Linked DNA regions of Homo sapiens: region 1 is linked to region 2. The links are chromatin loops, found by intact Hi-C in ENCODE. Cell type or tissue: psoas muscle. All regions are shown on one strand. Each heading gives the region's core, and the rest is flanking DNA. Links, peaks and the distances in the headings are about the cores only.

Region 1 (7,982 bases), core at 1,297-6,296, 340 kb after region 2:
CATCTAAACTGGACCAGAAGAGCGGCCTAGGAAGTGAGAACTCGTGAGGTCAGCACTTTGCCAGTTTTTGCAACCTCCTAGGCCTCCTCTTGCTGAGGCAGCCACCACCTCAGAGAAGGGTGCCTGGGAAACACATAGTCCACACTGACTTTATTCCTTTGGACTATGGTGGCACCAGAGCCCATCTGTAAAGGACACAGCTCTGGAGCTTGACAAACATCAAATATGAATTAGCTACATGTCCTTGAACAAGTCTTTTACCCTCCCTAAACCTCCATTTCTCCCCTGTGAAATGCAGATATGAATATCTACTTTATGAGGACTAATTTGGTTCTCAGAAACAGACACTCACTTGGAGACGAATGTGGGTTACATAGGAAGTTCCTGGGGCCCAAGGCAGAGCTAGTGGGGGCCGTGGGGGAGACAGACGGCCCCCAGACCCAGTGCCTATAACTCTCAACACCTCCCCAAGCCCTTCTCTGTGTTCCAGCTTCCAGAGGCCTCCGTTTACCCTGCTACGATGCTCTGAGGCACACATGATAGGACCTGAGCTCTGAGTCTCTCAGGGCAAATGACCAAAGAAAAGGGTCTGGTTGGCCCCACTTGGGCATACCCGGGTCCAATGGGCTCTGGCCACAAGCTAAGCATGACCTACAAACAGGAACGGTGGATGAGGGCTGGCAGGGGCAGTGCTCAGAGCATCTGAAACATCACTTCAGAGGACTGTCAAATGCATTGATTGAAATCATGTAAAACACCATGCAGGGTGCATGGCACTCAATGGGGTGGGGAGGGGGAATTATCGCTGGACCAGACTTAGTACAGCTCAGGTCTAGTCATGACAGAGGCAGTGAGTGTGTCATCAGCATGCATTATGCCATTTGGTGACATTTTTAAATTAAAAAAATAGTCAACTTTATTTACGTGTAATTTGTGTACAGTAAGCTGCGTTCATTTTAAGTATACAATTTGGGCTGGGCACAGTGGCTCAGGCCAATAATCCCAGCACTCCAGGGCATTGTGTAGGAGGATCCTTAAGGCCACGAGTTCGTTCAAGACCAGCCTGGACAACATTACAAGACCCTATCACTAAAAAAAAAGGTAAACAAAATTTGAAAAAAATAATAATAAAGTATACAGTTTGATGAGCTTTGATATCACTGTCCTGGCAAAGACATAGACTGTGCAGAATCACCCCAGAAAGTTCCCTCCTGACCCACACACTTTACCTCCCTCTCCACCCCCTGGCTCAAGCAACCACCAACCTGCTTTCCGTCACAACAATTTCATTTGAAATGTCTAGAATGTTCTACAAAGGGAACCGCATCAGAAGTATTCCTGTGTCTGGCTTTCACTCAGGCTGATCATTTTGAGATTCACCCCTGTTGCTGTGTGTCAGAAGTTGGTTCCCCTTTCTTCAACAGAGTAGTGTTGCCTGTACCACTGACCCCTCATTGGCCCACCAGTCCTGGCTGGTGAATGCTCTTCACGTAAGGGGTGAGGTCAGCACCAGGCAGATGATCAACACAGCAGCCCTGCTTCATCCGGCTGCCTGACACCCTCTGGGGAAGTCAGACGTGAAGCAGCTCTGTGCCTAGCTCCTTGTTCCATGACAGCCACAGTAAGCGATACTGGAGAAATGCAGGCCCAGAGGGCATGGGCGCCTGAGGGCCAGTAGCCTTGAGGGAGGAACATTTGTGCCAAGGTAGAAAAGAGGTGTTTCTTTGACGAAGATGCCAGAAAAGGCCCTGGTGTGGAGCGGTGCCCTGGTGAAGGCTCCGAGGCCAGGAGGGGATCCTGGGAGGGAGACAGGGGCTGGATGGTTCGGCTTGGTCAGGTGTCTGGAATTATCCCAGCGACAGAAGAGTTTCAAGCAGATGAGTGGTGTGATTAGGTTAGCTGTTTACCAAGGCCCCTGGCCTTGGTCTGAAGAATGGACCTCAGAGCCAATGGTGAATGTGGGAGATGGACGAGGAGCTTTGCCACAATCCAGATCAGAGCCAGGGGTGGCATGAATCACCCTGAGGACCTAAGGCAAAGATCAGGAGACGGCAGGCTCCTGGGGACATAAAATGTACTTCAGTTTAGGGACCTGGGGTCCCATAGCCAGGCATAGGAGAGAGACCTGGGTGCTGGGAGGAAGACTGTCTGGCGGCACTCCCTGAGCTCCACTTGCTGGATGTGGCCTTCCTAGCAAAAGACAGTTGCTCTGTCTGGAAGCCCTGCTCTGAACCCAAATCCCCAGTTGGGTCTGGGGCGGGAGCTGGGTGTCCTGCCCAGCTCTGCAACCCTCCTGAAGATCAGCTCTTGCATCCCAGGCCCCTGGGCACCAGTGTGAGTCTTTCTGGGAATCCACAGGGCTCTGGACTCCTCTGAGGCTCTGGCCTCCCCGTGAAGGTGTCCAAAGAGGCTCCGTGTCCCTAAGGGCTTCCCCTCCACCCAGATCCAAGGCTGCAGGCCCCTTGGAGAAGCTTCAATCAGGTGGCCTCTCTCTTGGTCACAGGAGTCTCTTCCTGTCCTTAACATTTGTTAAAGCCCCTCTGTTCTCTTACTCCTGTTCTGTTGCTCCAGCCAGACTGCTCCCCTCTGCTGACGCTTGCCTGTGGGCCCGTCCTCAAGCTGCACCACTGGGCACTGCCTTTGGGATGTTTTGGCCCCACACCCAGTATCCCACTCACTGCTGGCCTTTCTCTAAGCCCCAGAACCTCTACAGCCTCATGGGGCCAGAAGGGGAGGGAGGACAGGGATCTCTCATTGCCACCTGCTTCACCCTCTGTAGGGTGCCCTGGCACCAGGCTTACCTGAACTGTTGTTGATGGGTCTGCCTCACCCTGATGCCTGGCCCTGCTCTGTCCCACTGCCCTGGGACAGAGGACAAGGACATCCTTTGTAGTCCCCATGTCCCTCTAGCCCGTTGGTCACTGCTTCCTGCCCTCCTGCTCCTCTGCTGAGCCCTACTGTTCTTCCTTCTGGAGGATCCCAGATTCCAGTTCTAACCAAAAGCATACCCCATCAGACAGCCATACCTGTGAAGATAACGAGTCCTGGGTCACATAGAAACTTAACACTCTCCAGCCAGGTGCAGTGGCTCCCTGCTGTGATCCCAGCACTTTGGGAGGCCAAAGCAGGAGGATCACTTGAGGCCAGGAGTTTGAGAGCAGCCTGGGCAATATAGTGAGACCCCCATCTCTACAAAAAATATTGTTTAAAATTAGCTGGTCATGATGATGGGTACCTGTAATCCCAGCACTTTGGGAAGGTCGCTTGAAGGCAAGAGTTTGAGACCAGCCTGGGCAGTAAAGCAAGACTCTACCTCTACAAAAAAAATTTTAAAATGTAGCCAGGCATGCTGGCATGCACCTGTAGTCCCACCTACACCAGAAGCTGAGCTGGGAGTATCACTAGAGCCCAAGAGCTTAATGCTGTGGTGAACTATGATTGTGCCACTGCACTTCAGCCTGGGTGACAGAGCAAGACCTGTCTCAAAAAATAAAAAAGAAAGAAAGAAACTTACTCTGTGTGGTGATGTTGGACGTGAATCAGGTGTTAGGGAAAGACTGTATTCACACTCGGTTTCCTTTTGCCAGTAATTCTACATAATTCCCAGTTTCATGATGTACTTCTTATGGAATTTCACTTGAATGGCTTAAAATTATGTACTTAATTACCTACAGCTCCATTTGCCGTGATCAATGGTTCAGTCCTGCTAAGGTGACACCTGGCAGCAGTCATTTACAGTAAGCTGGCAGGGGCTAAGTGGGAAGGCCAGTTCATTCCATTTGTTCACATCGTCTATCGAAGATGCAAAATGTTTTTTTTTTAATGAAATATCTTAGACAGACCAACACCTCAGGCCAAGGAAGCTACATTTCACCAGGTGCTCAAGAGCTAAACGATCCCCAAGGTCCCTAGAAGCTGTACCATACCACCATTCCACTGCAGCCATAAGTGGCCCTGTGTCCTCTAGGGGCAGTATTTCCAACAAATTGCCTTGATTTTTTTTGTTCTTCTGCCAGCAAGACGCTTATGCCTGTCTACTTAATTATGTTTAATGCTTCTAGCTAAACTGACTTGTTTGAAGGGGAAGAGACTAATTCGCACACCAATGCAAATAGAACGAACATGAATAGATTATGGGAGAAGGAGGGAAGTATTTATTGTTTATCAAAACAGCAATGCAGACTCCTCATTGTGCACATGAAAGTCTACTGATATTTGTACTTTATGTTTATACAGTACCTAACCATGTGCAAGAGCTTCCACATACATGACCTCATCATATCAAGAGTTCTTCAATGATACGACTTTCATTCCTGTGCCAAGTCAAAGAGTTTCAGACAAAGTCAAGAGACCCTCTTGCTTCTACCTGTGGCTCTAAGACAACCTTGATTCAAACCTTGGTAAGTCTTTTCCACTTTGTGCCTCCAAAAACAAATAGTTGAATCTCACTCCCCATTTCCCATGGGGCAAGAGGCTAGTGAAGCATGAGGAATTTACTGGATACTCTTTGGAAGAAGGGAATTAGGACCTAGGTTGTGGCCTCATTACCTTAGATCCCAAGCATGCTAGTAGGCCTGCAGTTGTGTTACTCAGACTTATGGTGGGGTTTCAGAATCTGAGACTTTTAAAATAGGAAAAGAATATTACTTTTCCCTATTACCATTTAGAAGTAACTGAAGCTATTTTCCACTGACTTCACTAAAAATGCCACTACTGGGCTAAAAACAAGCAGAAAGTGTTTGATTCTGATGGAAAATCCTTTCCAAATTAATAGAATGCAACCAAGGGGTGTACCTAGAGTGGTGCATTCCAGGATGATCAAGCTGGGAAGAATCAAGGAGATCACCTTGCCCGATGCTCCCATTTTACAGATGGGCAAACTAAAGCCCAGAAATCGCAGTCTGAGGTCCTCCGGCAAGTGTGACAGAGCCAGGGCTAGAATGCAGACCTCCTGACTCCCAGGCCTGGGTTCTTTCCACCACCTGCGCTTCTCAGATGGGACACCCACTCCCAGGAGGCACCTGGTGGTGAACCCAGCCCATGCAGGGCCATGGGCCACATGTGCTGTAACTTCTGGATCAACAATTCTACTTGATGTGTTTTAGGACTAACACTGTGCAAAACATACAGCAATCTCTCATTGAGTAGAATGAAAAACTCCCATAAATTTTCACGTGACACAAATTTCTACAAATGCATGTTGGCCACATGGTAGGTCACCGTGTGCTGAACCCCCAGGTGCCAGACTGGAACGGAGATGTTTGGTTAGGACAACTTATATGGAGAACTTGGAGAGGCGCTGCACTTTACCATTCAACATCAGAACACCACCACTGCCACTCTAAGAAATGGAAGGTCATGCCTCGTTGAACCTTCCTTTTTGTTCAAGAAGACTAGAAAGGTGGGTGAAAAAAGTCTTTCCTATACCTTTTCTAAAGCATTCCTGCAACAGATTTGATGCTGGTTTGCACTGTCAAAGCAGCATTCAACAGGGCAAAGGGATGCTCTCGAAGGATACTCCTGCCATGGGGCTGCCAGAAAGAAACAGAGCAGTGACCCTACCCAAGCCCACACGTCCTGGTCCCATCCCTGTAGGAGGCCAAAGATGTTCCCCAACAGATTTGCCTTGGTCATTCTGCTGCTCCTGAACCCTGGGACCTGTAACAGAAACCCTTTTCTCCATCTCCACATAGAATTCCTGAGGGGTACTGGGGGTGAAATGAGAGGATGACCAAATAATTTAGCTTACTCTGATAAAACTTTTCAGGGAAACTGGCATGTTCAATGCAAGTCAGCAAGGTTGTATGTTTTAAATTAAGCACCTTGGGACCAGGCAAAGTGGCTCAAACCTGTAATCCCAGCACTTTCAGAGGCCCAGGAGGGCAGATCGCCTGAGGTCAGGGGTTCGAGACCAGCTTGACCAACATGATGAAACCCCATCTCTACTAAAAATACAAAAATGAGCTGGGCATGGTGGTGGACGCCTGTAATCTCAGCTACTCAGCAGGCTGAAGCAGGAGAATTGCTTGAGCCCGTGAGGCAGAGGTTGCAGTGAACCGAGATTACGCCCTTGCACTCCCGCCTGGGTGACAGAGCAAGACTCTGTCTCAAAAAAACAACAACAACAAAAAAAATTAAGCACCTTGGGAAACTCTGCATATGTGTCATCAGCCACCATGAGGGTCCAAAGCTTCCTTTATGTCATATTCATGACGAGTTTGTTCATTTAAACACCACAAGGCTCTGAATAACACAGTGGATAAAAACTGTGTGAGGAAAGAAAATATACCTGTGAGGAGGAGAAAAATAACAGGGCAGAAAGAGGAGGGGTGACACCGGGCCGTTAAGCATTCATTGGCATTTGGTGACTGGCACAGAGAGAATGCACTGTGCAGGGAGCCTGGTGCCCCATGGAAAGTTCCCGAAGCAGAGGCAGCCACAGTGCTTAGAATATGGCTGCTCGGTATTTCCACAGCATCTAGAACATCTTCCCTTAGAAAAGCCTTCCTCTGTCTTCAAGTGGAGGCACACGCTATGCATTTTTTTGTTTGCTTGTTTTTTTTTATTATACTTTAAGTTTTAGGGTACATGTTGTAAATGACAAGCTACGCAGTTTTAACTTCCTCTTGGAGACAAGGGGATTATTATGTTCCCTCTGCCTGGGGCAGCCTTCGCTGCCATAAACACACCTGGCCCCCACCTTCTCAGGTGTTTGCTCAGCAAGGCCTCCGGTCATCAACTTCTTTAAAATCAATCCCCATTCCTGGCCCCTGGCATTCTTCTACTCACTCACCTGCCTTATTTTTCTCTTGAACACTAATCATTGTCTATTACTATATATTTAGTCGTTTATATTTTTAATGTCTTGTCTTCCCCCATTAAGACTCCATGAGAGCAGAGATTGTGGTCTCTTTTGTTTACTGGATTTCCAATGCCTAGAACAGAGCCTGCCACATAGGCTGTATTTGAAAATTTTCATTTCTGATAGTGCCTTTCAGTACAAACACCTAAAGCTGCTGGGGGAGACATCTCAAACATTCTTTTGAACGCCTGACTAAGATGATAGCAACAAGCACAATCCTGAGAGCATCAGAAATGAGGTTTTTTTCTGAGACTCCATGCTGATCCCTGGGGGCTGAGATCAGGTTCAGAAGATGATGGGGTGATACGGGTTTAGAAGTAGCCAGGTGTCTGGTCAGGGTGGGAGATCACGTCAGAAACCCTTCGAGAAAGTCATCATTCCTGTAAGGTAACACATCCCCATGGGTGAACTAGGGCACAGCCCATCCTGCAGAGGGAGGCAGAGGGAATAACTGCCTGTTTTTGCCTTGGTTCTGAAATAGCAATCCCTCAATCAATCAATCAATCACATACCTTCTGAAAATTCCTAGCCACTCACCCACACTCATTCAGATCTGGAGTCTGAATTCCCACTCTATGAATGGCCTCAAAACTTCCAAGACAAATATCTACATAAAGTAATCCCAAGTTGGCGCTTCCCCAGATCTTGGCAAAGGAAAGTGTCAATTCCCAATTCTCTCTGCAAAACACAACTCTAAGAAGTACAAGGGACTTGAGCTCCCAGTCAAAAGTCACTAAATATATGAGGAAGTAAGTCACCATGAGAAAGTCAGCAGAAGCTACAAACCACAAAATAAGTACTGCAAAAACAACAGGTATGGCAATCATCAGATACAGAAAAAAAAAAATCTATTATTACATTTAAAGAAATACCAGGGAATTTCAGAAAAATATCTAAGTGAAGAACAAAAGACTATAAAATCACTAGGTAGATCCTAAAAGTACCAAGCAAAACTTCTAAAAAGGGAAAATATAATTGATATTAGAAACTCAATGAATGACTTAAATAACGTATCAGATTCAAAGAGAAAATTGGTGAACTGGAAAGTAAATATTAAGAAATAGCACACAAAATGAGACAAACAGAGAACATGAAAAAGAGGTATCAACGGAAATAAATC
Region 2 (7,982 bases), core at 1,924-6,923:
CAAACTCACGTCCAGGTCTCTGCTCACCTCCGGCTTGTGTGGCCAGTGGTGCCTCCCCAGCGCTCCCTCCTCCTCCAGGAGGAGCCACGGTGGAATCTGTGGCGGTGCGGGCACAGCACCTCTCAGGAAGGCTGCCATGCTTCCACTAACCTGGCTAATACTTCATTACTGTTTTGTCAGTCCCATCGGCAACCCCAGAAGGTGTACCTGGGAACTCTTACTAAAGCTGGTCTTCCTAGCCATGCCCGCACCGCTGATGCTGTGCATACTTACAGATAAGGCAGGGCCACTGCGATGTATGTGTCTACCCCTCCTGCCAGCTGAGCTGCCTCTCAATGTGGCTACCTCCTCCAGGAGCCCTCCCTGGGGTCCCTAGCTGCTGCCTCTCTGCACCCTCTCTCTTTTCTTTCTCCTCTCTCTGCAAGCCTCTTCCTGCCCCCTCACGCAGAGCTCTATCCCAACCACAGCTTTTCTAAAACCCTCTTGCCAGGGGGCCTTATAAGTGCTTCCACTCTTCTGTCTAATAACTTGAAATTCCACCAAGGCTAGAGCTCAAGTTTAACCACATCTAACTGCCACTGAACACAGCAACAAACACAGAGACAATGGTGTTTGTTCCTGCTCTGCCGGCACCTCAGTGACTCCCAAGTCACTCCCCAGAAATTATAGCCACCTCTCGGGTTCTGGCTGTGCCCTCCCTGTCTTGACCTTGGTCCGGACTTGGAGACACATTCACTGAAAGCCGTTTAAAATGAGTCCTGTCTCTCTCCACCTGACTCAGACTTCAATACCCTTCTAACCTTGTTTGCTGTACCCTTTTCAGTTTGGAGATCAAGTCTGGACAGAGAAGATGGAGGCCCAATGGGAACGGGCAGGCTCCACTTCTTCTCCCCGCAGAGCTGGGATGCTCTTCTTGCTCTCTCTCCTCCCCTCGTGTCCACAGACCTATGCTTGTCATCTTCAGCACTGACCCCTCCGCACGCACTGGAATAGGCTGCCACAGCTCTCTCTGCTCCCCTCTATGGTGGATGGGGGCCCAGCCCGGAAGCTGCTAAGCAGTGCACTTCAGTAATGAAAATGAACATCCTGCTAAGCCCTACAGGCGTTCCTGCAACTTGTTCTGACACTGTTCCCAGAGGCCTGTGGCACTGTGGGGAGAGTGTCCCTCCCCTCCTGGCCACCTCGCAGCTGCATCTGATGTCTGATGGCAAATGGAGGCCAGTCCATTTGAAGGGCTGGGCTAACCGCAAGAGGAAGGGAGATTCCTTGTCCATTACCTTTGGACTGATGGCCCTAAGGCCTTCCCTTCTTATCCCTGTAGCCATGAAAAACAATGTGTACAGTCAGAGAGGGGATGGGCCCAGGTTAATTCTTCTGCCTCTGGGAGAGAAGGGCCAGGACCTGGAGAGACAGAGCAGACCTACGGTGGCCTGACAAGTCCTGGCTCTGGACCCCTGCAGGAGAAGGGGGCCCTAAGGCTGGTGTGGGAGGTGAACTTCCCACCACTTCTGTCTGCCGGTCCATTCTGCAGGACGCATCCCTGCCCACTGTCCTGACTAGCCACTACCCGGCCACTGCTCCCTGGGTTACACAGACTTCAGGCCCAGCAACTTTTTCTTTTTTCTCTTCCCCATCTTTGACTTAGTCGGCATGCCTCCCCACTGATACTCTTCATCACACCCGCTATCATTCAGGGCACAAGGTTTTGTGCTTTGCTACTTCCTTGGGTACAGAATTTCTTCTCCCTCCCGTAACCCATCCACCAGGCTCTGAGTTATAGCTACCTTTTCAGAATCTGTTTTTTCCTGGTTTAGTTTTGGGAACTTTTCTCCCCATCTTATCGAGGCTGGAGAGCAGGACAGTGTCCCTTGAGCAGAGAGTGGCTGGCGACTGTAACGGTCCATGGTGCCTGGGAGTGGAGGCTGAGCATAGGCACTGAGGCCCCGGGAAGGCTGCTCGGGGCCCCGCCAGCATCAGCTCTGTGGCTGACACTCTAGGACCTGGCTGCAGCCAGAGACACAGCCAGACAGCGCTCCTAAGTGCCACTCAGGACACCATTTCCATGGGACAGTTCATTCTGGGATCCTAATAACCAATCTTCAAGTGAACTTTTTGAAAAAGACGCTTTTGTCATCAGGGGACTACTTGCATTTGGATGACTTGTTCAAATAAATGTTGGTTTAAAATAATGCTACCTTTCCAAACAATGCCACTTCTTTCTTAAAATTTTTGTTTTTACTAAACCTTATATTTGAAAAAAAAAAGATGACAGAAACCTATAAAACTGACCCTTCAAAGAATTAACATCACAAAGCACATGAAGACCCCAGCACACAGAGGCGCACGCACACCCCAGCACAGAGAGGCGCATGCAAACCCCAGCACACAGAGGCTCACGCACAGGCACATGCACAAATGCGGTCTTTAGAGGACTCTCAGTTGCGACTGTCCTTCAGCAGCAGATCAGGACATATGCTCTTGGGCAAAGAGCTGTCATCTACCACCCGCAGGTGTACAAGGGGAGGGGAGGTATCTTCCTGGATGCAGGTCCCGTTGTGCAGGAAACTGAGAGTCTCAGTGGATTCAGGCTGCAGGAGGCTTCAGGATTCTATACAGGTATTCACTGCTGTACTGCAACTCTTCATTCAAATCCTCCCCAGGAAAGACAGCTTAAACAAATCTAAAGCTACCCCACGTAAAACAGAGCAACCGCTGGGAAAGCAGCCAAGGAAGGGAAACAGAATGTATTTAATATCAAAGGACAAGGCTCTCAGATTTATTTGGTTGATCTCAAATTGAATGTAATTTTACTGTGCTTAAAAGAAAAAAAATCCTAATATTCTTCCTCTAGAAGGTCATAATGCTACACCATGAAAGAAAAGACGAGGACAAGGCCAGGATTACAAACAAATAGATCCATTTCAATTACAAAGGCCCATAAATTATGTTTTATTATTTGTCACTGGATATGTGGTATCACAGGAAATTTTCTTCACCTGTGAGAAACCGTCTCTTGAAATAGGGAATCCCACACATCCATGATTAAGGACAAAAAAACCAGGAAATCCAAAGAAGTGATAAAAAGCTATTTAAAAGAAAACCTAAGAAAATATCAGATGTTATAGAGGAAATAGTTTTCATTTGTTTAAAATTATCTGTGCTATCAAAACAACTAAAAATATACCACAAAACAGTATCAAATTGATAAAGTGCAATAAATCTTCATGTATGAATCATCCTATATCTCTTCTTCAAATTTGAAATGAAAATTCTTCATTTTTCGTTATATGTTGTACTACCTAACCATAATAAATTTAGCCTATTGTACATGGTCTTGACCAATCTTCTTTTTCATCCTAAATATCAGTAATAATATCAAAGTGAATCTACTGCCCAGAATCCCAGCCAACAGATGAAAAAGACAGAAGGAGAGAAAGACAGCATCTGTTAACCAGTGACTACTTGGTCTGCTACTTCATACAAGACCTTGTCCACACCATACCATAACCATGTCAAATATGAGGGTTTCTGCTTTACAAGTTAGGAAACTAAGGCACAGAAGTTAAACTTATCCAACATATCACAGCTGTAAGACGATGGAACCACAACTCAAACCCAGGTCCTAATTATGCCCAGTCTGTGTTCCCTCCACTGCACCCGACAACTCACTTTTAAGTGGGGAAAATTGAAGCGAAACACCAAAAAGCAACCCTGCATGCCTGTGCAGTTCTCAGCTGCCCAGCCCCCTTTCAGGTGGCAGTGCCAGTCCTGTCTCCACCCTGGAGTGACTGAGTCTCTGACTTTGAGAGCAGGTGTTCCTGTCTCTGAAACACTGGCATCACCTGTTGTTGGACTCAGAAGGAACTGTGGACATCATCTCTCCAGGTGTGAAAATCTTTCCATTACAGTCCCTAATGTCCAGCCACAGCTGAAGAGGTGCTGAGCATGGGGAGCCCCCCGTTTCAAAAGGCAGCTGTTTCACTGGACAGCGAGAACTGTTGGTGGGGGCTTCCTCAGATAAAAACAAACGCTGCTTCCTGAATGGGCACGGTGGCTCACGCCTATGATCCCAGCACTTTGGGAGGCCAAGGAATAGGGATCACTTGGGCTCAGGAGTTTGAGATCAGCCTGGGGAACATAGCGAGATGCTGTCTCTGCAAAAAATTTTAAAAATGTGTCTGGCATAGTGGCACATACCCGTAGTCCTAGCTGTGTGGGAGGCTGAAGCAGGAGGACTGCTTAAGCCCAGGACTTTGAGGCTGCAGTGAGCTATGATTGCACTACTGCACTCCAACCTGGGTTGGTGAGACCCTGTCTCAAAACAACAACAGAAACAAAAAAATGCTTCCCTCTAATTTCTGCTCAAATAAAAGAAACAGAAGTCTCAAATAAAAAGAGAAAAAAAGTCTTCAGCCTCTTTTATATGGTAGCCTTTCAAATATTCAGACATCATGATCCCACTTCCCCTTGGAAGCCCTTCTGTAAAAACATCCACAGTTACTGCACATGTTCCTCATCGGACACTGCTTCCGCTTCCTCAAAATCTGAGTCACTGTCAGCCGGACTAACTCTAGTTTATCAGCATCCCTGAACACTCTGTGCTCTGAAGAGAACTAAACACTTCAGCTATGGGGTGGGAGCCCAGAGAACACTGGATGTCACGTGACTGCTTCTAGACACTGTATTTCGACTAATAAAGCTTAAGATAACTATTTTTAAACAGCTCCATTACATTTCTGGCTACTGATCTCAGCCCTTGGTCTCCACTTTCTTGCTTGTTGGAACAGGAGAAGGACAATGAAGATTTTTTAATGTTGGCTAGAGTAAGAAAATAGGCCCCCTGTGGAAGATAAAATGGCAACTAATATTAAAAAATGCATGCATTGCCATTGACCCTGCAATTTCACTTTTAGGAATTCATTTCAAGAAAATAATCATGGACTTAAACAAAGATTTACCTCTCAGGATACTGGCTGGAACCCCTCTTTATGTCCCACAACAAAAAATAAGTTCAATGAGCCGATGGCGGTCGAGATGTTGCTGCCATTAAAATGCTATAGGAGATGTTTATGGATGTGAAAAGGAGTTCCCGATATATCGCCCAAGCAGAGATGGTACACCACAGTGCTGTATTTGTAAAAATCTAGCTGTAAGCAGATGGTAGGGAACTGCCCATAGAAAAAGGCCCCGTTTCAGGAGAGAAGAGAGAGGAGGGTGGCCCCCGATCAGGGAGTCAGAGCCCAGAGGGGGCTCTGAAAGAGAGATGGGCGTGTGTGGAGAGACGTCTCAGCAAATCCCCCAAATCTACTGAAATGCTAGTCACCTTGTGGATGACCTGAATTTTCATAGAAATTCACGAAAAGATTGAACTTTGAATGTGGGATAAAACTCAGGACCTGTTGTCAGAGAGGCCAGATGCTTCAGGAGCATTTGGTCCCAGGAGCCAACTCTAAGAAACTGTGCAAGGCCTGAGGCTTCAAGTGCGTGGGTCTTGGCGCATCCCATGCAGAGGAGACCCCTTCGTCTCAGCTATGGGGGCAGCACACCCACCTGGGTATACGCCCAGGGCAAGTATGGAGGAACACGCAGTGGGAGAGGAATGGTGGTTGTTTCTGGATGGTAGAATTATGTATGAATATAATTTTCTTATTTTTGCTTATCTGAATTTCTAAAACGTACAATACACACATTGCTTGCTTTTTAAAAGATGCTTCCCTAAAGACACTGACAGCCACTTATTTTCCTTATGACAACACTGTGCAGATCACTGGCCTCAGGCCTGGCTCATGAAGAACTACGTAGACTTCGCTCCCCACAAGTGTCACACGGTTCCACCTCACACGACATGTATCACAGGGCACATGGTTCACAGAGACACAGGAAGGGAATTCTGACCCACAACATGGGTGAACCTGGAGGAGTTATGCTAAGTGAACAAGCCAGAAATAAAGGACAAGTACTGTAAGGCTGCACTCATATGAGGGACCCAGAGGAACCAAATTCATAGAAACAGGAATACCAGGGCCTGGGAGAGGGAGGAATGGGACATTGGTACTACATGGGTACAGTTTCCATTTTGCAAGATGAAAACAGCTCTAATTGATGGTGGTGATGACTGCACAACACTGTGAATGCGCTTAATGCCACGGACCTGTATGCTTAACAACGCTTAAAATGGCAACTTTAGTGTTACGCATCTTTTACCACAATTAAAAAGATAAATGCACAATGCCAGAACCCATTAAGTCACCTAGAAAAACAAAGGGTCGGGGAACACTCCTCTCTGATGCTGCAGCAATGCTGAACAAATAACACAAGTGGTTTATCTCATCTTTCTTCCGGCAGGTGGGAAGTAGAAAAGCTAAAACGTCTCTGTTAGGATCAGTGGCAATTCACACCCTGGATTTAAGTTCTCTTAACACATTTCATCATTCCCATTTCATTCATCTTTACGTGAACATTAGCAATTTCTGTTCTGAGAAATCCACTGTCTGGGGTAACTGAACCAACAGCACATCGGGGAGGGGTGGCTGTGATGAAGACACAGCCCAGGACCAGGATGGGGAGGGGGCTCAAGGAGAATCCAGACGGCCTTAGGACTCTCCTTTCTGAACTCTCTCCCTACCCTCGTCTCTCCTAAGCCTCAGCCCTTTACACAAGGTTACTAAGGAATACAAGAATGACACTAAGGTCTCATAAAGGCAAAGAGAAAATCTGCTCCAAAAGGCCACGTTGACCAAAGGGTGAGAGATCTCCAACAAGAACCTCATCAACAGCTGTCCTCAGAGGCAGACCTCGGCCTTCTAGCCCCTACAGCTGCCCCTGCTCCTCTTCCGGCCCCACTCCTCTACTGGCCCCTGCTCCTCTTCCGGCCCCCGCTCCTTTGCCAGTCCTTCTGCCAGCTGGCTGGCTGGTCAGATTCAGAGACAATTACAGGGAGAAACTTATTTTTCAATCCAGAAGTTTTTCCACACCAAGGGGAAAAAATGACATTCTTCTCTATCAGATAGATTTCCAAAATACAAAATATTGACTAATATACATACTCTATTTGAAGACAATATTTTAAAAACCAACACTGAAAAAAAAAATTCAGTGGTTCCAAGTAGAAAGCATGATGCTGAAATAGAAGCAAGGGTCACAGAGTTTATGGGCAAAAACTCATCCACAGTAGACCTGAAATGTGGTATGAGGGTGGGGGGAACTACAGAGATATATTTTTACAGCATGTAAAAGAAAATAAAATTGGTGATTCCAATCTGAGAATAGAGATTAAAGGGAAATGGTAAGACACAGTTAACAGAATCAAAGAGTTTTAGAGCAAGAATGTATCTAAATTTTACAGACAAGGAAAACAAAACCCAAATACTCCTTAACTTGTCTAAGGCCACAGGACTGGTGGCACAGCTGAGCCTAGAGCTCCCGGCCATCATCCTTGTTCCGAACCCAGATCCCGTGCTCCCAGGTTATTGTTCTTGCCCCCATTCCATGACTTCCAGCTGGGACTGCCACTTGGGTGGTATACTTTATACAAATTCCAGATTCTTCCCCAAAGTACGATGAACCAAGGCAAGAAATAGAGTTAAAACAATAATCTGGGTTTTTGTGACCACGGCAGCCCCAAGAGTGGTAGTCTCCAAAGTGGGGCCACATAAGACAATCTTCTGGGGCAAAGAAAGAAAATGACAGACATTGTCAAGTATTTTCCTCATCCTTTATAATAGCTTATTTTAAATACACTTTATGATACAAACAGGAGGCAGGGAAATACTGGGTAGGAGAGAGTGGTCCCTAGCAAACGCCACACCCTCAAGCCTGGAACCGTAGGGCCCAAAGTGAGAACATGCATTTCTGTTTTCCTGCCCGAATGTTGCCTTTTCCAAAACCACCCCGGCCCGCCCCACCCTCCATCTTGTACCCATAAAAACCCCAGGCCCTACCAGCAAAGCAATAGAGAAGGAGAGAAGAAACAGCCGGATGTT

The links. Peaks named below come from ENCODE experiments on the same cell type or tissue, not always from the same donor. Only the 100,000 strongest peaks of a DNase experiment are listed, where the experiment ranks them.
Region 1: it touches region 2 in a loop (2.0-fold over the local background); 2 of 110 quality-filtered maps call a loop at or near these places.

The regions. Positions count from the first base shown.
Region 1 is chr1:229,845,243-229,853,224 of GRCh38, reverse strand. LOC105373162 (a long non-coding RNA gene) reads left to right here. Exons shown (of 4, transcript XR_001737830.1): 2 at 4,237-4,400; 3 at 5,216-5,401. Among named protein-coding and RNA genes, the nearest start is that of LINC01682, 37 kb to the left of the region's middle. In psoas muscle, for the core only: a CTCF peak has its summit at 3,967; no DNase peak of the experiment used is centred there.
Region 2 is chr1:230,187,870-230,195,851 of GRCh38, reverse strand. All of the region lies in intron 2 of GALNT2 (polypeptide N-acetylgalactosaminyltransferase 2), which reads right to left. Among named protein-coding and RNA genes, the nearest start is that of GALNT2, 120 kb to the right of the region's middle. In psoas muscle, for the core only: no CTCF peak of the experiment used is centred there; a DNase peak (open chromatin) is centred at 4,641; H3K27ac peaks cover 942 bases.